Regions from separate parts of the Homo sapiens genome. Here region 2 is linked to region 1. Evidence: chromatin loops called from intact Hi-C (ENCODE). Cell type or tissue: PC-9. All regions are shown on one strand. Links, peaks and the distances in the headings refer to the core of each region. The heading gives the core; the rest is flanking DNA.

Region 1 (15,869 bases), core at 8,771-11,270:
CGATGGGTAATTTCAGCAAAGAGATGGAAATTATAAGAAAGTCAAGAAGGAACATCTTCAAAACAGCAAACAAGGAACTCCAAAAATTCACTACTCCATTAAAGCAATGAGAACATTGTCAAAATAAACTTTTACAACTGTGAAAATTAACTAAAGGCTTGCAACATGCTGAGAACTGAAAATATTGAGAAGCACTTATTTAAGAAAAATGGCTGAGGCTGGGTGCGATGGCTCACGCCTGTAATCCCAGCAGTTTGGGAGGCCAAGGTAGGTGGTTTACTTGAGGCCAGGAGTTTAAGACCAGCTTGGCCAACATGGTGAAACTCAGTCTCTACTAAAAATACAAAAAAGAAAGAGAAGGAAGGAAGGAAAGAAGGAAGGAAGGAAGGGAGGGAAGAGAGAGAGAAAGAAAGAAAGAGAGAAAGAGAGAGAGAAAGAAAGAAAAGAAAAGAAAGGAAAAGAAAAGAAAAGAAAAAAGAAAAGAAAAGAATAGTCGGGCATGGTGGTGCACTCCTATAATCCCAGCTACTTGGGTGGCTGAGGCAGGAGAATAGCTTGAACCTGGGAGGTGCAGGTTGCAGGGACTCGAGATCACATCACTGCACTCAGTGCAATGAGATGTCTGTTTTGGTACCAGTCTGTGCACTACACAAGGCAATGAGATGACATTCAAAATGTTAAAAGAAAGATTGTCAACCAAGAATTCTATATCAGCAAACCTTCAAAAAACAAAGGAGTAATTAAGACATTTACAGATGAACAAAAACTGAGAGAAGTCATCTTTAGCAGACTTGCCCTACAAGAAATTCTGAAAGGAATCCTTCAGCATAAAATGAGAGAACCCTACATGTTAAATCCACATGAAGAAATAAAAAGTATGGTAAAGGTAACTACATAGGTAAATGTAAAAGACAGCAGAAAAGTGTTTTTATTTGTAACCCCTTTCTTTTCCTCTCTTATTTAAAAGACAACTGCATACAGTAATAATTATAAAACTATGTTGATTTGTAATGATTATGAACCAACTATAAACCAACTATGTTGGTTTATAATGTATAGTTAGTATGACAAAAATCGCACAAAAGTGGTATGAGAGAATGAAGTTATATTGCAGCAAAATGTTTGTATACTGTTGAAATTAAGTTGGTATTAATCCAAACTATATTATTTTAAATTAATATATTAATTGTATTCCACAGGGAAACCACCAAAACAATAACTAAAAACATATAGTAAAAGAAACAAAGGGATTAAAATTGTATACTAGATAATAGCCATTAAACAAAAGAAAGCAGTAATGTAGGAATAGGAAATAAAAAATATATAAGACATAGAAAAAGAATAGCAAAATGGCACACAAATTTAAGAATGAAAGACTAAACGTTTTCCCCTTAAGACTAGGAATAACACCAGGATGTCCACTCTCAACACTTCTATTTAACATTGTACTGAAGTTTCTAGTCAGGGCATTTGGTCAAGAAAAATAAATAAAGGAACCTAGATTACAAAGGAAATAAAATGATCTCTATTTACAGATAATAAGATTTTGTATATAGAAAATCCTAAGAAACCTAAAAAAGAACTTATTAGAACTAATAAACAGTTAAGCAGGGTTACAAGATACAGGGTCAATACACAAAAAGAAAATATATTGCTATACATTAATAATAAATAACTCAAAAAAATAAAACTAAGGAAACAATTTAATTTACAATAGCATCAAAAAAGAATAATATACTTAGTGATAAATTTAACAAAAGAAGTGCATAACTTGGACATTGAAAACTGTAACACGTCATAGAAAGAAATTAAAGAAGGCCTAAATAAATGGAAAGAAACCCATATTTGTGGATTGAAAGACTCAATATTGTTAAGACGGCAATCCTCCCTAAATTGATCTACAGATTCAATGCAATGCCTTTCAAAATTCCAGTTGGCTGTTTTTTTCTTTTCCTTGCAGAAAATGACAAGCTGAGTCTAAGATTCATATGAAAATGTGATATGGTTAGGCTTTGTGTCCCCACCCAAATCTTATCTTGAATTGTAATCCCCATAATCCCCACGTGTCAAGGGAGAGACCAGGTGGCAGTAACTGAATCATGGGAGTGGCTTCTCCCCTGCTATTCTTGTGATAGTGAATGAGTTCTCACAAGATTTGATGGTTTTATAATGAGCTCTTCCCCCTTCACTCAGCACTTCTCCTTGCTGCTGCTTTGTGAAGATGTCTTGCTTCCCCTTTGCCTCATGCCATTATTATGAGTTTCTTGAGGCCTCCCCAGCCATGCAGAACTGTGAGTCAATGAAAACTCCTTCCTTTGTATGGGTTCATGTCCTTTGTAGGGAAATGGATGAAGCTGGAAACCATCATTCTCAGCAAACTATAGCAAGGACAAAAAACCAAACACCGCATGTTCTCACTCATAGGTGGGAATTGAACAATGAGAACTCTTGGACACAGGAAGGGGAACATCACACACCAGGGCCTGTCATGAGGTGGGGAGAGTGGGGAGGGATAGCATTAGGAGATATACCTAATGTAAATGACGAGTTAATGGGTGCAGCACACCAACATGGCACATGTATACATATGTAACAAACCTGCACGTTGTGCACATGTACCCTAGAACTTAAAGTATATAAAAAAAAACAAAAAACCTCTTTCCTTTGTAAATTACCCAGTCCCCAGTCTCAGGCAGTTCTTCGTAGCAGTGTGAAAATGGACTAATAAAAAATGCAAAGGATCCAGAATAGCCAAAGCAATCTTGAAAAAGAAACAAAGTTGGAAAACTCACACCTTCAGATTTCAAAGCTTACAAAGTTACAGTTATCAAGACAGTGTGGTACTAGCATAAGGATAGGCATATGGGTCAATGGAATAGAGTTGAGAATTCATAAGCAAATTCATATTTATTTATTTATTGAGATGGAGTTTCATTCTTGTCACCCAGGCTGGAGTGCAATGGTGTGATCTCAGCTCACTGCAACCTCTGCCTCCCAGGTTCAAGCTATTCTCCTGCCTCAGCCTCCCAGGTAGCTGGGATTACAGGGACCCACGACCAAGCCTGGCTAATTGTTGTATTTTTAGTAGAAACAGAGTTTCACCATGTTGGCCAGGCTGGTTTCAAACTCCTGACTTCAGGTGATCCACCTGCCTTGGCCTCCCAAAGTGCTGGGATTACAGGTGAGAGCCAGCATGCCTGGCCAAATTCATACATTTATGAATTTGATTTGTACCAAGACAATCCAGTGGGAAAAGAATAGGCTTTTAACAAATGGTGTTGGGACAACTGGCTATCCACATGCAAAAAGAATCAAGTTGGACTTCTTCCTTATGCCATTTTAAATAAACTCAAAATGAAGCATAGACCTAAATAAAAGAGCTGAAACTACAAAACCTTTTGAAGAAAACAGGTATGAATATTTGTAACCTTGAATTAGGTAATTGCTTCTTAGCTATGACACCTGAAGCATAAGCAACCATGGAAAAAGAAGGACTGCTAGTTTATTTTCTCATTGATTTGTGGGGGGGTCCATGTATCTAGGGAAACAATCCTTTTCTCAGTTTTAGGAATTGCAAATATCTTCGACCGTTCTGTTATCTCTCATTAATTTTGTCCATGATTATCCTTTTTTGATCTTAAATATTTATCTTTGCCTTGTGGCTTATGCTCTTAAAGTTTTGCTAAAAGTGTCTTTTTTCATCCTTAGGTGACAAATATATTTTTCTATATTTCCTTCTGTTAAGTTGGCGGTTTTATCTTTCATGTTCAAGCCAATAATCCATCTAAAATCCACCTTTTCATGTATTTTCATTTAGGGATCCAGATTCATTTTTCTCCATACAGTGAATTTGTTTCCCTCAAAGTGTATACCATATAATCATTTCCCCATTGTTGTATGGACCCCTCTTTATCATAAATTAAGTTTCAATATGTAAATAGGTCTATTCCTGAGTTCCTATACTGTTCCATAGATCTATGTTTGTTCTTACAACAATATTTTAAAAAAATTAATAAGGCTATTAGAAAAGTAGGACTAGAAGGACATTTTCTTTTTCTTTTTTTAATTTTATTTATTTATTTATTTATTTATTTTGAGATGGAGTCTCGCTCTGTCGCCCAGGCTGGAGTGAAGTGGAGTGATCTCGGCCTACTGCAACCTCCACCTCCCAGGGTCAAGCAATTATCTGCCTCAGCCTCCCGAGTAGCTGGACTTACAGGCATGCACCACCAAACCTGGCTAATTTTTTTGTACTATTAGTAGAGATGGGGTTTCACCATGTTTTCCAGGTTGGTCTCGAACTCCTGACTTCAGGTGATCCACCCGTCTCGGTCTTGCAAAGTGTTGGGATTACAGACGTGAGTCATTGTTCCCGGCCAGCTACACTTATTTCAAAACAAAAAAGGTAGCTTTTTTTAAGTCCATGAGCAGCAGAATCAATATCAAGTAGAATGGTGACAGCCTGCCCTTCAAGACATATTTATTTATTCTTGCTAGAAATGAGTATATAAGTTGCTATGGTGATGGTTGTCAACTGGACCACAGAGCTGGACTGGACCTTCAATGGGGTGAAAAGTAGGTAACCCCTGCTGCCTGTGAGAGGTAAGACATCCAGCATCTCATCAAACTGATGCTAAAGAAAGATTTTCTGCTCCCTGTAACATAAAAGGATTTTACTGCATGGGTATATCAGTAAGTGCATTTAGGTCAACAAACAGTTCTACTCAACAACCACACAATATGTAGAGCTTGCTCAAGCAAATTGTGTGATAACCATGTGCTTTTATAGACAATGTAAGTCATTGCTACATATTATTTGTAATGATTGTTGGCTTGTTTAGTGCGGTTCCAGGTCTTTTAATCCCTTCACATATGACCCCAAATTTGAGAAGTCTGTCAGATATCCAAGTGGTGATATCTGGTGGACAGTAGGATGTCAGTCTGGTGCTTGCCAGAGAGGAAACTATGAGTTTGACCGTGGTCAATTCTATATCTTCCTGGGACTGGAAGAGATCACTTAGAGGAGGAGTGTGGATATAGAGAAGGAGAAGGATGAAGACAAAAGTCCTCAAGAACATCAATATTTAGAGGTTGAGGAGCCAAAGAGGAATTAGTCAAGGAAAAAAGGCCAGTGTGGTGGGAGGAGAGTCACAGGGCCTGAAAGTGTTTTGAGAATGAAGGAGAACTCAAGTGTGTCTATCGCTGCTGGCAGATCTAGTTAGGTGAAGATGGAGAACTGTCTTTGACATGGGTCACCCTGTAGTATGATAATAACTCTAAGAAGTGCCATTTTGATTGAATGGTGGACACTGCAAAAGCTCAGTTGGAGAGGGTTCAAGAGCCCATGGGAGGTGGAAAGTGGGCAGGCAAAAGAGGGAGTGGCTGGAGTGAATCAAGAGAGAATACTTTTTAAAGACATATGAAATCAAATCATGTTTATTTGCCAATGGGAATAATTTGGTTGAGGGGACAATCAATATGGCATGAATGAAGGGGATATTTGCAAGGGCAGAGTTCTTGAGAGCAGAAGGAGATTGAAACTCAAAGCACAAGTGGAGGAGTGGCCTTCATCCCTACCAAGAGAGAAGGTGGATTTTGCAGGTACAAGCCCAGGTAAGGTGATAGATGCGATGGTAGGGATGGAATGGTTCTTTTTTGACTGTCCACCTTTCTATGATATATTGGGCAATGCTGTTGGCTGAGATGGGTGGTGGGGGGGGCAGGTGAGGGTGATAAACATGATTAGATTTCATATGTCTTTAAGGAAGTGTGGAATAAGCATCCCAGAAAGTAAGAGGGGAATGTTTTCAGGAATTGTAAGTGGAGTGACAGACATTCCTAGGTGTCATGTGAGAGTTGTGGTCATAATTTTGAAGTAAACCAAGTTGGATTGGTTTGTATGATTTTTTAAAAGTATTCATCTGTTTAGGTGTGGGTAGAGTCAAGAAACAGTAGAGCTAGATCAGGGTTTGGTGTTTCCTAGGTGTATCAATTAGGATGTTTTTCATTGTGAGTAACAGAAAACCTCTCTCAAGCCACCTTCAACAATAAGAAAATGAATTATTGAACTTAAAAGAAGGTTCAGACGTAGGTCAAGCTCCAGGGTTGTTGATTCAGTGGCCCCGTGAGTTCATCAAGGACTCAGGTTCTTTTTCCCTCTACTTGGCTGTCTATGGAATTGGCTGCTTCTCGTGGCTTGCACCCTGCTCTTGTGATGCAGTGGCTGGGGGCAGTCAGTCTACCTCTACCCGCTTCCTCATTCATGTGGAGCAAAAGAGAGGGAAACCCTCTCATGCTCTCACCAGCCAGGGAAGACAGGGCATTTCCTTCAGGCATTAACAGTTACCATGGGAATGCCATGTGCTGGTGGCTTCAGTCTGGTCCTCCTGAATCAGTCATTGGCAAGCACCAAGGGATTTCTAGGATGGATTTAGACCAGTGGTTCTCAAAGTGTGATTTTTGGACCGGCAGCATCCGCCTCACCTGGGAACTTGTTTGTTTAAAATTCAAATTCTTGGGCCTCACTCTAGATCTATTATATCAGAAATTCTGGGGGGTGGGGCCCTACAGTCAGTATTTTAACAAGCCCCCCAAGCAATTCTGATGCACGGCAAAGCTTGAGAACTAATGGCTTAGGATAAGACAGTGAATGCCATGAACAAAATGAGGGATCTTTGAGGAAGGAGGATATGGCAATAAACATCTACTAGTGGCTACTAGACCAGGTGGGCACCTGAGAGAAGGCTCACAGAGTTCAGGGTGCCTGCGATGCAGACATTCTAGGGAAGGGCTCCAAAACAAGGGTTAGAAGAAAAATGAAGACACAGAGGAACAATGGATCCGGTAAAAGTGGTGAAATTAGTAGACTGGTGATCACAATGAAGCTGGAGAATTGCAATGAGTTAGCAGGATAGAAGACGTGATGGCCACACAGATGAACTCACAGAACTCCAACTGCATGTCTGAACCAAGGTCACACTGACTATTCACTGCTCTCAGCCAACAAATGAGGGTGGCAAGAATGCTAAGGCCTAAGCTTCATTCAGGGCCACACGCTCTTCAGATGGTTGACTTTGGCTCAAGGACCACCACCAACTCCCCATCACCTGACTTTGGTGAGCCTTCTTTAGACTGCATGTTCTGTTTCTTTGTTTGTTTGTTTTTGGAAACAGAGTCTCACTCTGTCACCCAGACTGAAGTGCAGTGGCATGATCTCTGCTCACTACAACCTCTACCTCCCAGCTTCAAGCAATTCTTCTGCCTCAGCCTCCTGCTGGGATTACAGGCATCCTCCACCACACCAAGTTACATTTTGTATTTTTAGTAGAGATGGGGTTTCACCATGTTGGCCAGGCTGGTCTCAAACTCCTGACCTCAGGTGATCTGCCTCCCAAAGTGCTGGATTACAGGTGTGAGCCCCCATGCCCGGCCCTGCATGGTGTTCTAAGAATCTTCCATCCAACCTTCTCTCTCATTCTCCTTCACTCATGGTTAGACTTGTATCACAGTTCAGCAGCACTGCCATATTTACCCAACTCCGTCCCTAATTTTTTTCTCACAGAGGCACTTCCCCTTTTAATATTTTTGGCATCTGCTTCTTGGGAGAATGTAGACTAATATGGAAGTTTCCTGAGTAGAGTTTGAAAATGAGATTGTGTGTCAGGTACTGTGCTATGCATGGAGTATGGTAGGGTGGTCTCTGCCTTGCTAGAGCACCACTGAGGAATACAGATGTATAACCAGTCACTGCAGGACAGCATAGTAAGGCATCATGGGGCAGTCCCAGCTGCTGGAGTTGACGTGGGCATGCTTAGGGATGGTGGAAAGATGATGATACTGTTGGTAGGGTGGATATCCTGCCAACTGATAGCACACCCATTAGTTTAGGGAAAGACCTGGTGTTCAGTTGCTAGCCTCTCAAAGAGTTGTCCCCACAAACACGTGTGTAAGTATAGCTCAATGACTACACTGAAAGGATATAGTCTCAATGAATGTCATTGGTTCCTACAGGCATGATAAGACAATTTCTATCATTATTCCTGATATGGTTTGGCTGTGTCCCCACCCAAATCTCCAACTGTAGCTCCCATAATCCCCACGTGTCACAGGAGGGACCCAGTGGGAGGTAATTGAATCATGAGGGCAGTTTTTTCCCATGCTGTTCTCATGATAGTGAATAAGTCTCATGAGATCTGATGGTTTTATAAAGGGAAGTTTCCCTGCACATGCTCTCTCTTTTGCCTGCCACCATGTAAGATGTGACTTTGCTCCTTTCCCTTCCACCATGATTGTGAGGGCTCGTCAACCACATGGAACTGTGAGCCCATTAAACCTCTTTTTCTTTATAAATTACGCAGTCTCAGGTATATCTTTATTAGCAGCATGAGAACAGACTGATACAATTTCCTTTCCCATGGCCTTCAGAAAATAGATGGATGACTTCACGGATGTTGAGGAGAGAGGCAAATACTTTATAACGGTTTGCTTTTTGTGACAAAGTCTTTGTTTTCTGCCTGCCTTTCTCTAACATTTCCCCTAGTGACTGTCAACCCACAATGAGTGGTTCTTTCCCTACTGACTGCACTAGGTAGTTGTGAGGGACCATGAGATAAAGCCCCAAGCTCCCTTAACAACAGTAAGCTGCTCTCCCATGCAGAGTCCTTATTCCATCTCCAACTCAGGCCTGGCTACAGGCACCTGAGGAAAGGAGTGTGCTCCAGTCTCCTGGGCTCCACACACTTCCATTCTGAAGGGAATGTTGGGTCCCTTTTGGATTTTTATCCTGAAATTCAAGATCCATGAATGGATTCGAGGGAGGCTAAATCTCCTGGAATTATGTGTACATTTCTTCACACAATTTTTTTGTATACAATTTGCAACACAGTTTTTTTTTGTCATTTTTGTATGTTTATGACATGTTAGGGGCATAAAAAGGGATGGGGTCCATAGTTTTTTATTATTTCTCAAGTTTGTGACCTCAAAAAATATTGAGTCAGTCTTTTTTTTTTTTTTTCAGATGAGTCTTGCTCTGTTGCCCAGGCTGGAGTGCAGTGGCACAACCTTGGTTCACTGCAACCTCTGCCTGCTGGGTTCAAGCAATTCTCCTGCCTCAGCCTCCTGAGTACCTGGCATTACAGGCACCCACCACCATTCCCGGCTAATTTTTTTTGTATTTTTAGTAGAGACAGGGTTTCACTGTGTTGGTCAGACTGGTTTTGAACTCCTGACCTCAAGTGATCCACCCACCTCGGCCTCCCAAAGTGCTAGGATTACAGATGTGAGCCACCCCACCCGGCCCAGTCACTTTTTTTTTTTAAGAGAAAAATACTCAAGCCTTTATAGGGTGTCTAGATGAAAAACTGCCTTTAAAGGGTATCTGTTGTTGTAGTTATCCATTTTAATTTTAATATTATTATTCTACTTTATTTTATATTTTAGTTTAGACAGGGGCACACTCTGTCACCCAGGCTGGAGTGCAGTGGTGCCATCATGGCTCACTGCAGCCTCAACCTCCCAGGCAGAAGTGATCCTCCCATATCAGCCTCCCAAGTAGCTGGGACCACAGGTGTACACCATCATGCCCAGCTAATTTTTAAATTATTTTCTGTAGAGATGGAATCTCCCTATGTTTCCCAGGCTGGTACGCCTCCATTTTAGATTAAAAGAAAGGTCCCTTTTTCTTTGTGGTGATATAAGAAATACTGTATTATGGAATTTTGTGGGATAATAATAAAAGGGGGCTGGTATATGGAACAAAAGGAAATTAATTTTGTACCTTAATAAATCTATGTCATAAGAGAATTTTAACCTCCATAGAACACTGTCTTGGAAACCGAAAACTAAAAAGAAGAAAAACATCATAATTTTTCTTTTTTAAAAATTCTCTTTTCTTTCTTTGTTCTTTTTTTCCTTCCTTCCTCACTCCCTCCCTCTCTCTTTCTTTCTGGTTAATCTTAGGCCTAGTTATTTCCAGATTAACAGGCAAAAGTCTTCATTAGAGTTATAGTTACAACATGAAAATTACAGGACAAACTTAACTGTGTTACAAAAATGCCAAACGCAGATGGAAGTGTGCAATTCTTGTCTGTCTGAACTTTCCCTCATTCACCACGAGAGGGAGCGCCACACCACAGGGACAGCTCCCTTCACTGCCTGCATAGCTGTCTTAATGGTCTGCTATGTCGTGAACATTTTGCAACGTATGCACAGAGGTCAGCAAAATCATGGAAGAACAGGGCCTTGCTGATTGGTATACATGTCATGAGGGGCCCCAGCAGACCTCAGCTCTGTGTTCAGGTCAAGAAGCTGCAGGTGACCCGAGACACAGCAGCTCCTAACCACGCCCTGATGTGCAGCCTGCGTGCTGCTGCGGGGCAGGTCCTGAGGCCTCCATCAACTCATCTTTTCTAGAATGACAAAGTGAAACTCAGTTCCTTCCTCTACAGGTGACAAAGCAGGTAGAGTAATCGATGAGCTAATAAGTGAGTAGACATGCTAAAGCATTTATGAGATCTATTATGATCTCCTGTGAATGATAGGAAAGATGCTATAGATGAGAAGCTGACATCAGGTTCAGTTATTTTTATTCACAATTTTCTATCACCAGCTCTGTGCTGGTGATTGTATTTGAAGTGTATGGTCTCAGGTATTGATGACAGCTGGAGGGAGATCCTTGGAGGCTGGCCTTCAGGCTCTTTTGGTTTTTATTGTTTTTAATTGTGGTCAAATATACATAAAAATAACCCCTTTTAAACGTGCAGCTCTGTGGCACTGTGTACATTCACGTTATTGTGCAACCATCACTACAGTTTATCTACAAACCCTTTTCATCTTCTCAGATGGAAACACGGTACCCATAAACCAACAACTCCCCATTCTCCTCTCCTCCCAGTCCTTGGTAACTTCTGTTCTACTTTGTGTCTCTGACTCTATGAATTTACCTTTTCTATTCTAGGTACCCCTTATAAAGGGAATCATGCAATATTTGTCTTTTTAAATCTGGGGGATTTCACTCAGCATGTCTTCAAGATTCATCCATGTGGCATATATCAAAATGTCACTCCTAAATGTGGTATATATGTAAGGAGTTATTATTTATATTGTATATATTCCACACAATGGGATATTAGCCATAAAAAAAAGAAATCCTGTCCTTTGCAGCCACATTGAAGGAACTGGAGGTCATTATGTTCAGTGAAATAAGCCAAGCACAGAAAAGCAAGTGTGGCATGTTCTTACACATATATGGGAACTAAAAATCCTGGATGTCATAAAGACAGAGAGTAGATTGGTGGTTACCAAATGCTGGAAAGAGTAGGAGAAAGATGGGGATGAAGAGAAGTTGATTAATTGGTACGAATGTTTAGTTAAATAGAAGAAGTAAGGCTTAGTGTTCAATAGAGCAGTAGGGTGATGATACTTAACAATAATCTGTTGTATATTTCAAAATAGCTGTAAGAGAATAATTCAAGTGTTCCTAGCATAAAGAAAAGATAAGGCCTGTTGCAGTGGCTCACGCCTGTAATCCCAGCACTTTGGGAGGCCGAGGCAGGCAGATCACGAGGTCAAGAGATCGAGGCCATCCTGGCTAACACGGTGAAACCCCGTCTCTACTAAAAATACAAAAAAATTAGCTGGGCCTGGTGGCCGGTGCCTGTAGTCCCAGCTACTCGGGAGGCTGAGGTAGAAGAATGGCATGAACCCGGGAGGTGGAGCTTGCAGTGAGCCAAGATTGCCACTGCACTCCAGCCTAGGTGACAGAACGAGACTCCATCTCAAAAAAAAAAAAAAAAAAAAAGAAAAGATAAATATTTAAAGTGGTGAATGTGCCAATTACCCTGATTTGATCTTTACACATTATATGACTGCATATAATGTGTATATATAATATATAATGTATATAGACATGTACTCCAAAAATATGTACATCTATTATGTATCCATAAACTTAAAAAAAAGTCTCTGTTGTTTAAGCAAAAAAAAAAAATGGTTGTTCATTTTTAAGGCGAATAGTATTCCACTGTATGTATGTCTTAATGTGTTTAGTGTTATAACAGAATACCTGATTCTGGGTAATTTATTCTAAAAAGAGGTTTATTTAGCTCATAGTTCTACAGATCAGGAAGTTCAAGGGCATGGTGCTGATTTTTGGTGATGGCTTCCATGCTGTGTTATAACATGGCAGAAGGTCAAAGCGGGAGCAGGTGTGTTCAATATCACAAGAGCAGTGATATCACTTTATAAGAACTCCCAGGCCGGGCACAGTGGCTCACGCCTGTAATCTCAGCACTTTGCGAGGCTGAAGCATGAGGTCAGGAGTTCAAGAGCAGCCTGGCCAATATGGTGAAACCCTATCTCTACTAAAAATACAAAAAAACAAAAATTAGCCAGGCATGGTGGCACACACCTGTAGTCCCAGCTATTCAGGAGGCTAAGGCAGGAGGATCGCTTGGAGGTTGCAGTGAGCCGAGATCGCACCATTGCACTCCAGCCTAGGTGACAGAGCAAGACTCCATCTAAAAAAAAAAAAAAAAAAAAGAACTCCCACTTCCAGGAGCTAATCCATTCCTGAGCAGGTGAGAGCTCTCTCTCATACCTGTGAGTGAGACAACATTAATCTATTCGTGACGATGGGGACCCATGAACCAAACACCTCCCACTAGGCTCCACCTCCCAACACTGCCATGTTGGGAATCAAATTTCAACATGAGTTTTAGGTAGGGATAAATCACATCAAAATCATAGCAGTATACACCACATTTTGTTTATCCATTCATTCTTTGATGGACATTTGGGTTGCTTCTGGCTTTTGGCTATTGTGAGTAATGCTGCAAAGAATATTAATATACAAATATCTGTTCCAGTCCCTGCTTTCAATTCTTTTGGGTGTATACCCAGAAATATAGCACCTGATAATTCTGTGTTGAATTTTTTTGAGAAACTACCATACTGTTTTCCTCAGTGACTGCACCATTCTGCATTCCCACTAGCAATGCACAAGGGTTCTAATTTTTCCACATCCTTGCCAACACTTATTGTTTTCTTATTTTCTCTTTTTCAGAATAGCCATCCTACTGGGTGTGAAATAGCCATCCTAATGGGTGTGATTTGTCTTGTTCAACAGTTTTATCAGTGATTTAGATGGAAACAAAGAAAAGTTGCTTATCTGATTTGTTGAGCAAAGGAAGGTAGAAGCCGATGTGTTATATGACAGAACTGTGAACCAAAATAAAGTTGCTCACTTACACAGGGGTTGACAAACTATAGCCTATGGGAGAATCTGGCTCGCTGCCTGTTTTTATAAACGAAGTTTTATTGGAACATATCTACCTTCATTTGTTCATGGATGTCTATGGCTGCTTTGCGCTGTAATGGAAGAATTGGTTACTTGAGACAGAGACTGCATGACCTATAAAGCCTAAAACATTTATTATTTGGCCCTTTTCAGAAAAAGTTTGTTGACTTCTGGATTATATGTCTTTTAAAATTCTATTTATTTATTTTTTATTTTATTTTATTTTATTTATCTATTTGAGATGGAGTCTCGCTCTGTTACCCAGGCTGGAGTGCAGTGGCACGATCTCAGCTCACTGCCACCTCTGCCTCCCAGGTTCAAGCAATTCTCCTGCCTCAGCCTCCCAAGTAGATGAGACTACAGGTCACCACCACGCCTACCTAATTTTTGTATTTTTAGTAGAAACGGGGTTTCACCATGTTGGCCAGGCTGGTCTCTAACTCCTGACCTCAGGTGATCCACCCATCTCGGCCTCCCAAAGTGCTAGAATTACAGGCATGAGCCAACATGCTCAGTCTGGGTTATATGAAAGAGACAAATTTAACCAGAAAATATTTAATCTCTATAAGTATAAAATATTTGTATGTAAGTAATTAAAACAACAAAGAATTGGGAACTAGCTGGGCGCAGTGGCTCACGCCTATAATCGTAGCATTTTGGAAGGCTGAGGGAGGAGGATTGCTTGAGCTCAGAAGTTTGAGACCAGCCTGGGCAACGTATTGAGACCTCATCTCTAAAAAAAAAAAAGAGAGTCAATGGCTTTCTATCATGTAAAAAGAGACATGGTGTTTTGTTTTGTTTTTTAACAGTAGACTAAATATGACTCAATATTGACTTTAGTGTTGATTGTAATTTTATACCACATTAACAGGAATAAGCATCTATAACAGTGATTCTCAACTTTGGCTGCACATGGAAATCACCTAGAAGATTTAAAAATACTGATGTCAAATCCCTGGGGAATCTGATGTAAACGGGCTGGGTGTGGCCTGGGTATCAGAGATTTTAAAGCTTCTCAAGTGATTCAGTGTGCAGTTGTGACATTCCCCCTCTGCTGGACTCAGGCCCAGTCTCACCTACAGCTTCATTCCATATGTCCCATTTTATTTATTTTTTATTTTTATTTTTTGAGACAGGGTCTCACACTGTTGCCCAGGCTGGAGTGCAGTGGTGCAATCATAGCTCACTATAGCCTTGACTTCCAGGGCCCACACCTCAGCCTCCCGAGTAGCTGAGACCACAGGTGTGCGCCACCATGCCTGGCTAATTTTTTTGAATTTTTGTAGAGATGAGATCTCACTATGTTGCCCAAGCTGATCTTGAACTCCTGGTCTCGAGCAACCCTCTTGCCTTGGTTTCCCAAAGTGCTGGGATTATAGGCGTGAACCACCATGCATGGCTGTGTCCCATTTTAAAGGAAATAAAGACAAGCTGGTTCCTTTTCAAGGAGGAGGAGTCAGAATTGTTGGGGGGGAAAAAACAGGAATTCATTTTTATAAGAGGAACAATTGCAGAAAGTACAAGTGTGAGGATCCTGGAGTGAGATGTTTCTAGCTGGCATTCTGCGTTTGAGGGCTGCCTCATAGAAGAGGGGCCTGACTGCTTTTGTATGACATGACCCAAGGATACAAGCTGGGAGCGGGGAGTAGAACTGCCCCGCTATTATTATGACTTTTCTTTGAAAACAGTACGATCCAAAGAGGGATAGTGCCAGAGGGTCCACCCATCCCCCAGATCACCAACAGGGGTACCATGGAGCAGGTCCGGGAGTGGAACACCTGATAGTAATGGTCAAGATAGCCCAATCCCAATGGTGCGTATCTATTGGTGCTTTCTCATGCCAGGCACCATGCCCAGACACTGCGTTTTCTGACTTGTGAGTTCACACCATTTCCACGGGGAGGGGGCTATGATTTTTCCAGGTCATATTTGAGGAAGCAGAGGTTCTGAGGCTTGTCCTGGTTCATGTGTGGTGGCAGAGCTAGGACCCATTTGCAAGAATTAAATCTGTCCACAGAGAATGCATATTGCCAACACTGAGGGATTTATGAAGAAGGAACTTTTGCTTCCAAATTGTTTGATGAATGGTTTTCCAGCCTGGGCTCCTCTGATTCTAGAAAATACAATGTGTAAATAACTGAAAATATGAGGCTGAGTTTTCACAAAAATGAGGTTGTATTGAAACCAAATCCTCCAGCAGTGACCTATGCAGATGAGAGGTGGGATTCAAAGCAGTCTCCTTAGAAAACTTGATCCTTAGAATCTGGCATGTCAGGGCTCCAAGGAAGGCAAGGGATGATCTAGTCCACACCCATCTCCCAATTTACAGATGAAGAAACAAGTCCAGAAAGGGTCTGGAGACTTGTCCTGGACTACGTATTTAATATTTAGAAAATGGTGTTCTTCCTTTTGCTGCCTTAATCAAACAGTCCTACCCTTACTCAAAACAGTGCTGGGGCTCGGCTCATCTCAGAGTCCATGCGGCAGGAACCGGAGAGAATCAATCCCTTCACTTAGTGGTACATTTTGACTTTGATTCAAAACAACATTACTGAGCACTCCGCACTCGTTTCAT
Region 2 (15,869 bases), core at 4,708-7,207, 240 kb after region 1:
TTGGTTTAGCTGCGGTTCTTCCAGGCGCAGATGTCAGCCCTCTGCAGATCTGCTGCATCAGAGTTTATGGCCTGGGTCTTAGGAATTTGCAATTTAAAATAACCCCTTCAGGTGCATCTAATGCAGCCTAAATTTGGGGCCAGCTCATGGGTTGTAAACTGTACTGCCCTATACAATAGTAGCACAGTTCTAAGCTCAAGGGACTCAAGGGGGTCCAGTAAGTACAGTTCACCAGAGAAATAACAAAAGCATTTGCAGAGGGAGACCAGAGCATCACCTTTGTTAGGGCAAAGGCTTAACATAGAGGAATGTGGCTTCTATGTCCAGGCCAGTGGGCTTCCTAACACAGAACATGGAATTAGGCAGACTTAACATCCCCCATGCCCACCCTGGTGAGTGCCAGCATGGGCTTGAGCTGCTCTTCACACTGATGGTCCATCCTTTGGACTGATCTCCTTGTGAAGGATACAATACAGCAAGGAGCGGGGGCTTGGCTTGGCACAGCCAGTTCTTTACCCAAACTCCTGCCAACGCTGGCCCTTCTTTCTTACCCTGGTTGGAGTGTGTGAGGGTGGGAGAGGCAGGAGGAATATGCTGGACAGAGCTTCTTCCATCTAGAAGGGAATTTCAGGAGTAAGAAAGCGGCAGCTCTTAACATACCTGGGAGAAAGCAAGTGCTTAGTAAACAGTTGAGGAATGAACTAAGAATTTTCAGACAGATTTTCCTCTTCTGGAGCATTTGCAGAACCGCCTCTTTGCTCAAGTGCTTTGTTTTTTACAGATTCATTTAAGGTCATGGTTCCAGACACTAATGTAAATCAGCACATATATTATTGAAGAAGTAGAATACCTCCAGGCCCAGTTGCCTTGGAGCAGGAAAAACAGTTCATCCTCATTACCATCCAGAATAATTTATGTTCAAGATAATACACAATCAATTTACTTTTTATCATATTCGAATTTGATTTGTGTACACTTTTGAGTTTGGATGTCAGCCACATTGCTTCTGTGTGTTAATCTTTATTTACGGGAATAAATGGGAAGCAGTCAGCCATTTTTTATTCTTTATTGGGGAACTGCATTATAGTGGAAAAGGTAAAATTATAAGCTAATGAGACCAGAGGTCTGTATGTATGAAAACCATCCTCATCGCTTCACAGTTGTCTTTGAACCAGTTTCCCTGGGATTGTTCGAAATGTAGCAAACGTGGCTCACGGTTACCCTGACGGGGCCAGAGCAATAGGGGGAGGTGTGGGCACCTGTATACATTTGCGTTGAAAAACGTACCCGGGCTATTCTGAGGTCCTTTCCTGCCCCCAGCCTGGTTTCTGGGCCTCTCTGGAGTCTCTCTTTCTGGCACTTGTGTTCTGGAATCGCTTATCAGCCTGGACTCCTTCAGCAGCAGCTGCCACAGTGTCTTTGTAGTCACACTACACACCTATATACTCCATGACATGGAGTGTATAGAATGTTTCCCGTCTTCCTCGTCAGTGCTGCCAGGAGAAGCTTCCCCTCTCCTAACCTCTGGATAGTGGCTGGCTCTGCTTTATTCAGGCATTGCTTTCATTTTTTAGAACAGCTGCTCCAGTATGCTTAGTGTGAATGACAGCCCAGCAGAAAGAATGGACTTGACACTGGAGACTGCACCACTCCACATTTCTTTGTCCCCTCAAGATGACTTAACTAGCTCCCTTCCCTTTTCCTTCATGCAATAGCCTCAGAAGTTCGGCTGGCATTGCCAAGTTGTTAGAGTGAACCTTAACCTGTGTATGACTCAGAATTCACATCTGCTGTGTCAGTGAACACACAGATCTCTTTGTGAACACATGGTTATCAAGAGGCACATGCTCTTACGTATCCTGCCGGATTCTGGTAAGGCGCTGCTTGCGCAGTAAGCACTTGTCAGGTGCTTATGATGCCTGTGACGTGAGGCTGTGGATGCAGAATTTGTGGTCTGAACATTTTTGAGTAGATAAAAATGGAAACTGAAATTGGTGAAGCAGACTTGTGGCTTTTCCTACTTTCTCATCTCTTTTATGGATATAACTAGAAGCTCTGCTTCATCAATGAGTGTGTTAAAACAATTTGTTTACAAAATCCTATTTATTAAAATAAAAATCTGAAAGAACTGCGCTGCTGCTTTTCAGTGCTCGCCACTCTAGGAACCTGTATTCCTCCTCTTGTTCATCCTCCCTTTTCTTCTTTTTTGTTTTGTTGTTGTTTGTGTGTATGTATGTGTCTGTGTGTGTGTGGCGGGGTGGTGGGGGCGGTGTTGCCAAATCTTTTGCACTGAATCTTTGAAGATGTCCTGAAATACTTACCAAATCACTAGAGCGAAGAGAAGCCCATCTGATTTCTTCATCTCCCAGCTGAGGAAGGACACACTTTCTCCCACTCTCCAGTGAAGGCCCCTGTGTCCTGTGGGTGGGGGAGCTGACATCACACTCAGTGCTGACATTTCTTGTTCCCTGGGTGGGCGCTGATTCCAGATCCTCTTCAGCCCCCCAAGCGGAACTGGGTTTCTCTTGAAGGTCCTAACCTCAGCTCACACCACCTGCTACTACCTTTCTGGGTCTTGGATTTTGTTGTTACCCAGGCCCGGGGTCATCCCAAAGGCTCTTGATAGCCCTGTGGCTGTGCTTGCTAATACACTGTCCTCATCTTTTGTCAGCGAAGTAAATCCAATAATGTTTCCTTCTCTTTAATCCAAGCCAGTCTTCATTGAAAACACTTCACCTCTAAGCTCTCAGGCTCTGCAGTCTGCCCTCTCCAACCTTACCCCTCATGCCCCACCTTCCCTTTGTCCCCATCTTTCCCTTCTGTTCCAGTCATTCTCATGGGCCATGGAGAGTGGAAGCCTGGGAGGGCTTTGCCAAAGTCCAGTTGCCTGCTCACTTTCCTAAGGGCCAGAGCAATGGGGGAGGTGGGGGAGGTGTGGGCACCTGTATACATTTGTGTTGAAAAAGGTACCCAGGCTATTCTGAGGTCCTTTTCTGCCCCCAGCCTGGTTTCTGGGCCTCCCTGGAGTCTCTCTTTCTGGCATTTGTGTTCTGGAATCGCTTATCAGCCTGGACTCCTTCATCAGCAGCTGCCACAGTGTCTTTGCAGTCACACTACACACCTTTACCCCGATCCACTGACCTGCTGTCCCGGATGGCCCTGGTGTGTTCTCTCTGTTCCTAGCCGCAGAAATTGCTGGTGAATGTCACCAAGCTAAGCGGTGTAGCTTTATAACAAGTGGATTCAGCCAGCTGGGACTGGACGACTGAGAGTTTGCAGCCCCTGCTGGACCCTGTGTAACTGTCCAGTTCGCCTAGCTATTGGTTTGGCCCAGTGGTTTTCAATTTTGGCTGCACATCAGAATCACCTGGGGGAGGTTTAAAACCCTACCTCTGCCCCCATGCCCTGGGGTTCACACCCAGAAATGCTGACTTCATTGGTCGGGGGCTGGCAGGCCTGGACATTGGCGGTTTGCTTAGAAGCTGCCCGGGTGGTTCTCATAGCAGCCAGGGTCAAGCACCACGGCCTGTTCTTACCTGGCTCCCCAGGCCCCCTTTAATCTCCCTCTGCAGCAGATTGGCACACATCGCATTGTGGAGCAAGCCATCTGATAATTTTCCTTAATCGTCTTTGAAGATCTTCCCTCTGCCTGTTGATCCTTTAAGGAAGAAGTCTCCTTGCCAGGATCGGCCTCTCCAGTCTCTGGATCCCTTCTTGCTTGCTCTCTTCAGAACCCATGAAACCTCTCTGGCTGCCTTGACGTCAGCCAGATTGGACTGCCCAAATAGAAAGGCAGAAATCCCTGTCGAGGCCAGACAGCAAGGATGGAGAGAGGCAGGGGGTGAAATGAAACACACCAGGAGGAGTAAAGACAAGGCCTTCTGATGTCAGCCAAGAGCAGGTGTGGATTAGGCAGTCCTAAGTTTGAGTCCTGGTTCTGCTATTCATTGGCCAATTGTATTCTCCCTCCCTCTACGATGAGGTTAATTACAGTTACCTCACTGGGATTTGTGAGGATGGAATGAGGTAACAAAACATAAAATACTATCAGTACAATGCCCAGCTCATAATGAGTATGCAGCAAATGTTCACCCTTTAAAAAATGCCACGGCCGGGCGTGGTGGCTCGCGCCTGTAATCCCAGCACGTTGGGAGGCTGAGGCGGGCGGATCACGAGGTCAGGAGATCGAGACCATCCTGGCTAACACAGTGAAACCCCGTCTCTACTAAAAATACAAAAAAATTAGCCAGGCGTGGTGGCGGGAGCCTGTAGTCCCAGCTACTCGGGAGGTTGAGGCAGGAGAATGGCATGAACCTGGGAGGCGGAGCTTGCGGTGAGCCGAGATCACGCCACTGCACTCCAACCTGGGTGACAGAGCAAGACTCCATCTCAAAAAAAAGAAAAAAAGTCCCTTTCTACCTTCAAATTCAGGAAAATTTTCTTTAGTCCAACAGATGTAATCCCCCCCTCACTCCCCCATCCCCACTGGTATCTTTATGTACTCAGGTGACTATTACCATATTCTGCTTGGACTGTTTTTATACATTGCAGATAATTTGAAGATATGGACTTAGGTAGGTTTTTAGATTTATAATAATTAAGTGATGTTTTTCTATCAAGTGATGAAAGTTTCAACAGATATTTGTTAAAATTTAATTTAGCCAAAGGAAGACATGCCATTTCAGCAATGTGATCTAAGTAAAAGTGTCTTCTCTTTTTTTTGGTGGGGAGAACAGAGTGTAGAATGATATTAGTAAGATAGAGAATTGATGACCAAACCATAACTGCTAGCATTTTAGTAGAGGACACAACAGAGAAAGGATTCTCACGTGTGTTATTAGGATCTTGGATGAGAGTGGGCTGTTATTTTAACTTTGGCCCCTGTTGGAGCAAATTACTCTTTGGGGGCCCGGTTTTCCTCAGGAACTACCTACAGAATTCAGTGAGATAGATTTTAGAACCCTTCTGAATGCTGCTGGTTTGGAGATTCTGTCTGTAGCAAGTTTTGTTCAGTTGTTAATCTTTCTTTCTTTTCTTTCATTCTTTTTTTTTTTGACAGGGTCTCTCTATCACCCAGGCTGGAGCAGTGGTGTGGCCCTGGCTCACTGCAGGCTCAAGCGCTCCTTCCACTTCAACTGCCCAAGTAGTTAGAACCACAGGCGAGTTCCACTACAGCTGGCTAATTAACAAAAATTTTTTTTGTAGAGATGAGGTCTCACTGTGTTGCCCAGGCTGGTCTCAAACTCCTGGGCTCAAGTCATCATCCTGTGTTGGCTTTCGAAAGTGCTGGGATTGCAGGCATGAGCCACCACACCTGGCCAACTATATGTTTTCTATGTTTATTATATTTTCTGATTTGTAATGTATTTTAAAATTATCCCAATAATATATGAATGCAATCTTGAAAAATACTCAGCATAGCCTTTAGGCTAAAAAGTGGAGGTCTGCCATTTCTCTGCCTTGCCCCATTCCCTTCCCATGTCTTATTTTCCCTGTTACCAGGTTGGTGTGAAGCCTTTGAGACCTTTTTCTCTGCACACCCATATATGTGTTTTTTCTATGTTTTTATAGTATTGTTTCATTTAAAAAATAAACTAGGTTTTTGAACTTGAGAAATTTCAACTCGTTCTGCTCAGAGCTTTGTTTTATTAAAATCAGTGCCTGGGAGTTGCTCAAGTCTTTGGGCTGTGTCGCCCTCTAGTGGTAGCCCTTTGGCTTACAGCTGCCATTCAGCCCTAGGGCTGGGGTGGAAGTGATGGTTTTGTGCCCACAACCTGATGGCAGGGTTGGCAGTGTTTAGTTGCTGACAAGTGTCTAAAACTCAATCTAGGCCGGGTGCTGTGGCTCACGCCTGTAATCCCAGCACTTTGGGAGGCCAAGGCGGGTGGATCACCTGAGGTCAGGAGTTCGAGACCAGTCTGGCCAACACGGTGAAACCCCGTCTCTACTAAAAATACAAAAATTAGCCGGGTGTGGTGGCGGGCGCCTGTAATTCCAGCTACTCAGGAGGCTGAGGCAGGAGAATAGCTTGAACCCAGGAGGAGGTTCCAGTGAGCCGAAATTGCGCCATTGCACTCCAGCCTGGGCAACAAGAGCAAAATTCTGTCTAAAATAAAATAAAATAAAATAAAATATAAAAGTCTAGTGAGCCCTGGAGTGGTGTTTGCCTTGCTACCTCCAACTTGCCCTTTTTAAGAGACTTAAAATTTGTGGTAACTTTTCACATGATGTGTATTTAGATACTGCTGAGTTAATGAGGCTGCTATACCTGGCTGATTTATTGTTTGCTTTCAAAGCAGTTGTCAAGTGGTGTCCACCCATCCCACTGATGGATTTTTTTTCTTTTTTCTTTTTCTTTTTTTTTTGAGACAGAGTCTTGCTCTGTTGCCCAGACTGGAGTGCAATGGCATGATCTCGGCTCACTGCAGTGTCTGCCTCCCAAGTTCAAGCAATTCTCCTGCCTCAGCCCCCTGAGTAGGGATTACAGGTGTGTGCCACCACGCCTGGCTCATTTTTGTATTTTTAGCAGAGATGGAGTTTCACCATGATGGCCAGGCTAGTCTCGAACTCCTGACCTCAAGTGATCCACCCACTTCAGCCCCCCAGAGTGCTGGGATTACAGGTGTGAGCCACTGCACCTGGCCCCACTGACTGTTTATATCTGTTATACTGTTCTTGCCTCTGTGCCTTTTGGGTTCCCTGTCATGGCAGCATCCTTACATCCTCCACCACCTCTGAATGTTCCCGCACCTTCTCTTTCTAATGGAAGCCTGGCTGGCCCTTGAAGACACCGCCAACCCTGCTGGTCTCTTCACAGAGTATCCACCCAGCAACCTGGCCTGTCCATTCTTGACTTCTTCTGGTCCAGCTGCCTTTCTGTACCTCATTTTAGTGACCCTTTTTAGATCTCGTCCAGGTTAGCCTCTAGAACCCTGATCTCAGGCACCCCACTCTGCGATCTTCCGTTCCCAGCCTTCCCACTTGAAATCGTCTTGGAAATCCCGGGCTTTGCCAATCTGTGGACCCACCACCTTTTCACCCCCTTTCCGGTGCCCTCAGGGGACTTTGCTGTAGCCTGAACCTCATGGTCCCTTCCTGTAAACAGCCAAACTGCTTTGTACTCCCTGAGGAGACCCCCGCCCCGGTTGGACACCCCACCCTGGTTAAACCCACTTTCACAATTATTCCAAAACTGCCAACTGGACTTGCATCTCTTCAGATCGGCTGTCATCACTCATTGTATCAGGAATCTTATTACACTTTTGCAGCAGTTTCATCGGTTCAGAGAAAACTCTTTCATACCTTCTGCTCATCAGTTCTCCACACCTCCCATCATTCTCCTAGCTGATGACTTTGCTGCTTGTCTCATTGAGGAAAGAAGCCGTTCAGTCAGTGAGACCCCCTGTCTCGCCTCCACCTTTCCACCTGCTGCCGCGGAGGCTTCCCCAGCTCCTGTCTCACTCAGGCCCCTTGCCACTCTCAAGGCATCTTCTTCCTGCTTCCCAAGGATGTCACTCCTGCAGTTAACCCTTTTTCCTCCTGCATTATTCGTTTCTTCCTTTCTTCCGCATCCTTCCAAATAGCGTAAAAACAGGCCTTATGACGTTTCTCTTTAAAAATGTCCTTACCAGTGCCACGTCCCTCTTGGCCACTGCCCCTGTTGTGCCTCACTCCGTAGAAAGAAGTGACCTGTAGAGACTATATCCTGCCCTCTCCAGCGCCTGCCTTCCGATTGCCCCTTCCAGTCTAGTAACTGTGTCCATTCCTTCTCCAATGACCGGGTGACAAGCTGTCCCTTCTGAGAGTGCCAGAGGGTGTTCCCCGGGTGGGAGGCCGGATGTCAGTGCCAGCTGTGCTGTCCTGGGTGAGCCTGTGAGGGACCACATCTGGTCAGACTCGTGCATGGCCTGCCCTCATCTTCCTCCGCCTGCGGTGCCTTTGAGAGCATTGACTCCACTAAGCCCGATTTCTGTGTGGCATGTTGTCTGTTCCTCCCCGGCCTCCTCGATGGCTCCTCCTTGGTCTCCCTCTGGCTACTCCTCTGCTTCTCCGCCTCCAAGTGCTGCTCCAAGTGCCTTCTGTGCTCTGTCTCCATCCATCCCAAACCTTCCAACACTCTCTGTAAGTGGAATCTCACCTTGAGGCTGCCAGCCCAGCCTCCTCACCTCTGTGCTCCATCTTTAGAGAGTCACCTCTCTGTCTGGCATTCCCACTTGAGGACCAAGATGATTCTCAACCTTAACGTGGCCCACATGGAGCCGCTGCTCTTCCTGCCCAGATCTGCCTTCACCACCACATCCTGCCCACTGTCACTAAACGGCACCAGCTCTTACCTGGTTTCTCAGTAAAAAAACAAGTTTATCATCTTCCCTCACATACTTTATTCAATAATAATCACTAACATTTATTGAGTGCTTCCTATGTGCCTGACACCATTCTAAGCATTTGAAGAAGAGTGTATTAACCTGCATGAGGAAGGCTATTAAAACCTATGTAATTAATTAATTAATGGATGGATGTGTGGATGAATGAATGGCAGGGTCTTACACTGTCACCCAAGCTGGAGTGCAGTGGTCCAATCATAGCTCACTGCAGCGTCAGACTCCTGGGTTCAGGCAGTCCTCCCACCTCACCCTTTTGAGTAGCTGGGACTACAGGTGCTTGCCACCAGCTAATTTATTAAAAAACATTTTGAGAGATGGGGTTTCATGATGTTGCCAAAGCTGGTCTCGAACTCATGGCCTCAAGCGATCCTCCCACTTTGACTTATAGATTGTGGGGATTAGAGGTGTGAGGCATCGCGCCTGGCCTGTAATAACCTATTTGTGAATGAGAAAGGTCAGGCACAGAGAAGTTAAATAATTTGCTCACAGAAATTTCCTGTGTTGCAGCTGAGATTTAAATCCAAGCAATGTGTTTCTAAGCCTGGGCTCTTAACTGTAACACTGTCCTCTTCCCCCCACCAGGAGGGTGTGTGTGTGTGTGTGTGTGTGTGTGTGTTTCTGAATCTGACCAGTTGAGGCAGGCTTTCATGTCATTCTCTCTGGCCACCCCCTTCTTTGTTCACCTCCAGTCTTTGGAATAGTCAGAGCGATGTGTTCATGGTAGAAATGAAATCACATCAGGTCCTCAGTGGCCCATCACATTTAGAACTAAAGCTCACTCTTGCCTCATGCCTCTGAGCCCTTATATGATCTCGAGTCACCACCCCACTGCCAGCCTCTCCACTCTCTTCTCTGTGCCTCATGCAGCCCAGGAAATATAATTTGGACCGCAAATGCCAGCCACCTATGTACGGTAACTTTTCTAGTAGTCACATTAAAAAGAAAACAGGTGAAATGAATTTTAATGCATTTTAGTTAACTCATGATATCAAAAATATTTCAACATGTAATCAGTATTCACACAAAGATTAATCAAGTATTTAACAGTCTTTTCTTTTGATCCGGGGTCTTGGAAGTTTGACCTACCACCTCTCAATTTAGCCAGCCACATCTCCAGTACTTGGCAGCTGTTTGTGGCTACCTCATGGACAGGGCAGGTCCCGCCACCCGGGCATCCGTCTGCCTGGCGCACGCACCAAACGGGTTCCAGTCTGGGGAAGTTGGCATCTGCTGTTGTTACTTTTGGTCAGAACGCCCTTCGCCTGCATCCTCACGGGGCTGACTCCCTTTAGCCTTGAAGGGGACCGTTGCTCCGAGAGGCCTGAACACTCCAGCTGCAGCTTTCTCCCCAGTCATTATTGAGATCAAATTCACATCTCTTACAATTCACCCATTTAATGGGTGATGCAATGCGGTGGCTTTTAGTATATTCACACACATGTGCAGACATCACCATAGCCAATTTTAGAAAATTTTCATCAGCTGAAAGAGAAACCTTGTATCCTTTAGCTATGACTTTGTGATTCCCTGTTCCCCTGAGCCCCTGGAGAACCCTATCTTTCTGTCTCTGTAGGTGTGCTGATTCTGAATATTTTGCATAAACGGAATCATACTAGGGGGTCTTTTGCTTGGGACCCCTTTCACGTGGCGTGTTTCCACGGCCCATCCCGTGTGATAGCATGCATCAGTACTTCATTCCTTTTTATGGCAGATAATAGCCCATTGTATGGATATACCACCTGTTTTTTTAAAAAGTCCATTCATCAATTCATGAGCATTTGGTTTGTTTCTACTTTTTGGTAGAATGATGCTGCCATGAACACTTGTGTGCAGGTTTTTGTGTGGACATAGACTTAGGAATGGAATAACCATGGAGTTACGGTAACTCTACATTTAAGCATTTGAGAAGCTGCTGGCCTGTTTTTCATCTGCACCATTTGCATTCCCACCAGCATCAAGTGGGAGCTCCAGTCTCTCCATATCCTCCCCAGCAGTCGGTTACCCTTTTCTGTTGCCTCTGTAGCACTTTCTAAACATAAAATTAGCTTATTTCTTTGCAGGTGTCTATTGCACCCCCCAGGAATGTCAGTTCCCTGCAGACTCTCACTCTGCCTTGGCACCCGCACCCCAGCACCCAGGGGTGAGGTGCCTGCCTGGGCAGCCCTGTCCTCACCTGGGGTTGACTGACCAGAGAACCCTTGCGATTCTCTCTCTGGGTTTCTGTCTGCATTCCTGTCGGGATAGGTGAGACTGGGGTGACGGCTGCTCGCGGCTTGGTCACCTTCTTCTCTGCTTACCTGTTCATGCTCTCTTGCTTTTCTCTGATAGCAAACCCCGTCTCCTGTCATCCTCCCTCCTGGCGGACCAGAGCTATACTGGCCCATAAAGGAGTGCTGGCCACACCAGGCTAGATTCCAGTTGAGCTTAAATAAAACAAATAGAAAGGTCCTCCGTGGTATTAGCCATATTGTAGGTGCTCCGTAGACACATGCGGCTAGTGGCTGCCCACAGGACGCTGCAGATGTGGACGTCCCCGTCATCACAGGACGACATTCTGTGGGCAGCGCTGTATTTGTTTACAAACACAATTCTTTGGCTGTGTGAAGGTTCAGGATGATACCTTTGCCATTATGATTCATTTATTCATTTCAGGCTGGACACGGTGGCCCACACCTGTAATCTCCACACTGGGAGGCCGAGGCGGGAAGATCGCTTGAGGCCAGGAGTTTGGGACCAGCCTGGGCAACATGGCGAAACCTCACCTTTATTTAAAAAAAAAAAAATCGGCCGGGTGCGGTGGCTCACACCTGTGATCCCAGCACTTTGGGAGGCCGAGGCAGGCGGATCACGAGGTCAGGAGATTGAGACCATCCTGGCCTAACACAGTGAAACCCCATCTCTACTAAAAAATACCAAAAATTAGCTGGGCGTGGTGGCAGGTGCTTGTAGTCCCAGCTACTCAGGAGGCTGAGGCAGGAGAATGGTGTGAACACGGGAGGCGGAGTTTGCAGTGAGCGGACATAGTGCCACTGCACTCCAGCCTGGGCCACAGAGTGAGACTCCGTCTCAAAAAAAAAAAAAAAAAAAGAATCAACATTTATTTATTTATTATTTATTTTTTTGAGACAGAGTCCTGCTTTGTCACCGAGGCTGGCACGATCTTGGCTCACTGCAAACCCCACCTCCCAGTTCAAGTGATTCTTGTGCCTCAGCCCAGTGCCACCATGCCCGGCTAATTTTTTTGTTTTGTTTTGTTTTGTTTTGCTTTGCTTTCCTTTGTTTTGTTTTGTTTGAGACAGGGTCTCACTCTGTCGCCCAGGCTGGAGTGCGATGGCACGATCTCGGCTCACTGCAACCTCCACCTCCTGGGTTCTAGTGATTCTCCTGCCTCAGCCTCCCAAGTGGCTGGGACTACAGGCTCCCGCCACTGCACCCGGCTCATTTTTGTATTTTTAGTAGAGATGGGGTTTCACCACATTGGCCAGGCTGGTCTCTAACTCCTGGCCTCAGGTGATCCACCCGCCTCGGCCTCCCAGCGTGCTCATTTATTTATTTTAGCATCCCTTCTTGTGCCTGGTTGTAAAGTTCTTCTTATCCCAGGAAACTTAATAGGTCAAAGAACCCTCCCCTTGAGGCAGTTTGGATGGGGCTGGCTGGGAATTGGTATGTCCAGCTGCCCATATCGTGGCCTCTGAGTCAATTATACAGGCATCTCGGCAACTTGAAGTTTTGAGTCCCAAAACAACAGATTCCATAGCATAAACAGTGCAACGTAAATCCTGTCCCTTGTCCCTCTTCCATTGGATACCCTTGTTTATGTTCTCTCTGGCAACTGCCTGTAGCAGGGACGGATGCTGGAAATCCTGGCGGGGCCACGTCTTCTGTGCTTTGTAGGCAGCTATGGCTGGATGGTGCTTGCTGTTTCTGTGTGTAAATGTTGGGATTTTTAAAAGCCCTTCCCCGCTTAATGCGTTGTGGTTGAGCAGCACATTTAAATGCCTGAAGTGTAAGATGAAGTCTCTTGGATGTAGAGGGCAGTGGTGGTTTTTATTTTTCCTGGTTGAACTTGGCCTTTGGATTGCTGACTGCGAGCTCACGGTACTGTTAATGATTTTCTACCTACAGTCACCTGCTGTGCTGAGCACATCAAATACAGTGCGGTTAGTTCCAAGCTATGAAGCGCCTGTCACGCATGTATAACAGGCAGACCTCATTAGGAGGGGGCCTTGCATAGGGGTCACATTTTCCAGCATTTGTTTTCAAAATGGAAATCCAGATCACGCATTTGAGATTAAAATAAAAAAAGCGGCCTGTGCTTTATCATTTTCTTTAACTTACATGCCTGCTGGTCCAGCCCAGATTGCTGATAGAGGAAGCCCTGAGAAAGTTGCCCAGCCAGTTGCCCGTGCTTCAAGACACAAAGGGCTGACTGAGGCATCCGTGCCTACCCTTGGCTGCTGCTGCTCAGCCTGCTTGCATCTCGTCTGTTTTCAGTTATCAGTGGTGTGAGAAAAACACAACGGTGGATTCAGAAGGAGAAACCAAGTCATCTGCATTTGGCCTCAGTGTGTGGACTGTCCTGAAATTTGAGTACAGATGTGTTCATGTCCTGGGATTAGATAAAAAGAGAGGAAACACACAGTGAATTCTTATGGTCTGTCATTTCAGTTGGCCATCTTCTGCCCCTCTGTTCTGGAAGCTTCTCCACTAAAATAGAGCACCCAACTTGGTTTTCTACTTGCTTTCTGGCCCATCTTGAGTTGGAGGAATCATGTGTTTCAGAACTCTTGCTGGTGGTGGGTGGGAGATCAACAAATGATTTCATTAAGCTGTGTGTTCTTAATAAACTTTGGGAAGATTTGTCGCAGAGAAACTCAGATAGGGACCTTGTGATCTCAGCAGTCATGGGTTTATCTTGTCCACACGCGTGGCTTCATTGGGATTTGGTTGGTTGCGATCCAGCAGAACTGTGGCGGTGTTGGGCTCTGTTGGGGTTTGGTTGTGAGCGGAACTGTGGTGTTGGGCTCTGTTGGGGTTTGGTTGACTGTGATCTAGTGGAACTGTGGTGGTGTTGGGCTCTGTTGGGGTTTGGTTGACTGTGATCTAGTGGAACTGTGGCTGTGTTGGGCTCTGGAGTTTGGTTGTGATCTAGTGGAACTGTGGCGGTGTTGGGCTCTGTTGGGGTTTGGTTGACTGTGATCTAGTGGAACTGTGGCGGTGTTGGGCTCTGTTGGGGTTTGGTTGACTGTGATCTAGTTGAACTGTGGCTATGTTGGGCTCTGTTGGAATATGGCTGTGATCTAGTGGAACTGTGGCGGTGTTGGGCTCTGTTGGGGTTTGGTTGACTGTGATCTAGCGGAACTGTGGCTGTGTTGGGCTCTGTTGGAATTTGGCTGTGATCTAGCGGAACTGTGGCGGTGTTGGGCTCTGTTGGGGTTTGGTTGACTGTGATCTAGTGGAACTGTGGCTGTGTTGGGCTCTGGAGTTTGGTTGTGATCTAGTGGAACTGTGGCAGTGTTGGGCTCTGTTGGGGTTTGGTTGTGAGTGGAACTGTGGTGTCGGGCTCTGTTGGGGTTTGGTTGACTGTGATCTAGCGGAACTGTGGCTGTGTTGGGCTCTGTTGGGGTTTGGTTGACTGTGATCTAGCGGAACTGTGGCTGTGTTGGGCTCTGTTGGGGTTTGGTTGTGATCTAGCGGAACTGTGGCGGTGTTGGGCTCTGTTGGGGTTTGGTTGTGATCTAGCGGAACTGTGGCGGTGTTGGGCTCTGTTGGGGTTTGGTTGTGATCTAGCGGAACTGTGGCGGTGTTGGGCTCTGTTGGGGTTTGGTTGACTGTGATCTAGCAGAACTGTGGCGGTGTTGGGCTCTGTTGGGGTTTGGTTGACTGTGATCTAGCAGAACAGTGGCGGTGTTGGGCTCTGTTGGGGTTTGGCTGTGATCTAGTGGAACTGTGGCAGTGTTGGGCTCTGGATTTGGTTGGTTGTGATCTAGCGGAACTGTGGCAGTGTTGGGCTCTGGATTTGGTTGGTTGTGATCTAGCAGAACTGTGGTAGTGTTGGCCTTTGTTGGGATTTGGTTGGTTGTGATCTAGTGGAACTGTGGTGGTGTTGGGCTCTGTTGGGGTTTGGTTGTGATCTAGCGGAACTGTGGTGGTGTTGGGCTCTGTTGGGGTTTGGTTGTGATCTAGCAGAACTGTGGTGGTGTTGGGCTCTGTTGGGGTTTGGTTGACTGTGATCTAGCAGAACAGTGGCGGTGTTGGGCTCTGTTGGGGTTTGGCTGTGATCTAGTGGAACTGTGGCAGTGTTGGGCTCTGGATTTGGTTGGTTGTGATCTAGCGGAACTGTGGCAGTGTTGGGCTCTGGATTTGGTTGGTTGTGATCTAGCGGAACTGTGGTAGTGTTGGCCTTTGTTGGGATTTGGTTGGTTGTGATCTAGCGGAACTGTGGTGGTGTTGGGCTCTGTTGGGGTTTGGTTGTGATCTAGTGGAACTGTGGCGGTGTTGGGCTCTGTGGGTTTGGTTGTGATCTAGCAGAACAGTGGCGGTTTTGGGCTCTGTTGGGATTTGCCTCTGATCTAGCAGAACTGTGGTGGTGTTGGGCTCTGTTGGGGTTTGGTTGTGATCTAGCGGAACTGTGGTGGTGTTGGGCTCTCTTGGGGTTTGGTTGTGATCTAGCAGAACTGTGGTGGTGTTGGGCTCTGTTGGGGTTTGGCTGTGATCTAGTGGAACTGTGGTGGTGTTGGGCTCTGTTGGGGTTTGGTTGTGATCTAGCAGAACTGTGGCGGTTTTGGGCTCTGTTGGATTTGGTTGGTTGTGATCTAGTGGAACTGTGGCAGTGTTGGCCTTTGTTGGAATTTGGTTGGTTGTGATCTAGCTGAACTGTGATGGTGTTGAGCTCTGTTGGGGTTTGGTTGTGATCTAGTGGAACTGTGGCAGTGTTGGGCTCTGTTGGGGTTTGGTTGTGATCTAGTTGAACTGTGGTGGTGGATCCCAGGAGCTGCTGCTGCTTGTGCGCTTCAAAGTTGGATTTTGTGTTTTTTTGTGTGCAGATGCTTCTTGGAATCTTGCGTTGCTGTATGCCTGTATACCTGGAAAGTTGTGGGAAGAACAGTTTAGGATTTTGAACCAATTTTCTCAACAAGTTTGATTATTTCATTTGAGACATGTTCTGATGTAAATATATTCTGAAAAGGTGAGATCAAACATCCACTTTTTACTCTAAAGCAGGTCCCCTTGCTCCTCTCTGCTAGTGCATTCTCTTTCCTTTACAGCTCCTTCTCCTTTCTGAAGCAGGAATTAAGCTGAAGTAACTCAGAAAGTGCCAGCGTTAACCCCAGGGGACAGAAACCACAGACCCAGGGCTGAGGGATTGAGTTTTTAATTTCCATTATTCTCCATCAGTGCGTTCAGTCTTTTGAACTTACCCTGACTGGTATTATCACTTGAAAGTTGTTGTTATTGTTGTTTTGATGGTAGTGGTGGTGGTTT

The links. A loop is a pair of places that touch in the nucleus more often than their neighbours do. Peaks named below come from ENCODE experiments on the same cell type or tissue, not always from the same donor. Only the 100,000 strongest peaks of a DNase experiment are listed, where the experiment ranks them.
Region 2: it touches region 1 in a loop (20-fold over the local background); 96 of 110 quality-filtered maps call a loop at or near these places.

What each region holds. Positions count from the first base shown.
Region 1 is chr18:57,871,872-57,887,740 of GRCh38, forward strand. No RefSeq gene overlaps it. Among named protein-coding and RNA genes, the nearest start is that of ATP8B1, 76 kb to the left of the region's middle. In PC-9, for the core only: CTCF peaks have their summits at 10,120 (motif pointing right) and 10,320; a DNase peak (open chromatin) is centred at 10,130.
Region 2 is chr18:58,116,389-58,132,257 of GRCh38, forward strand. All of the region lies in intron 1 of NEDD4L (NEDD4 like E3 ubiquitin protein ligase), which reads left to right. Among named protein-coding and RNA genes, the nearest start is that of NEDD4L, 80 kb to the left of the region's middle. RefSeq lists an enhancer at 9,551-10,050. In PC-9, for the core only: a CTCF peak has its summit at 5,697 (motif pointing left); a DNase peak (open chromatin) is centred at 5,693; H3K27ac peaks cover 948 bases.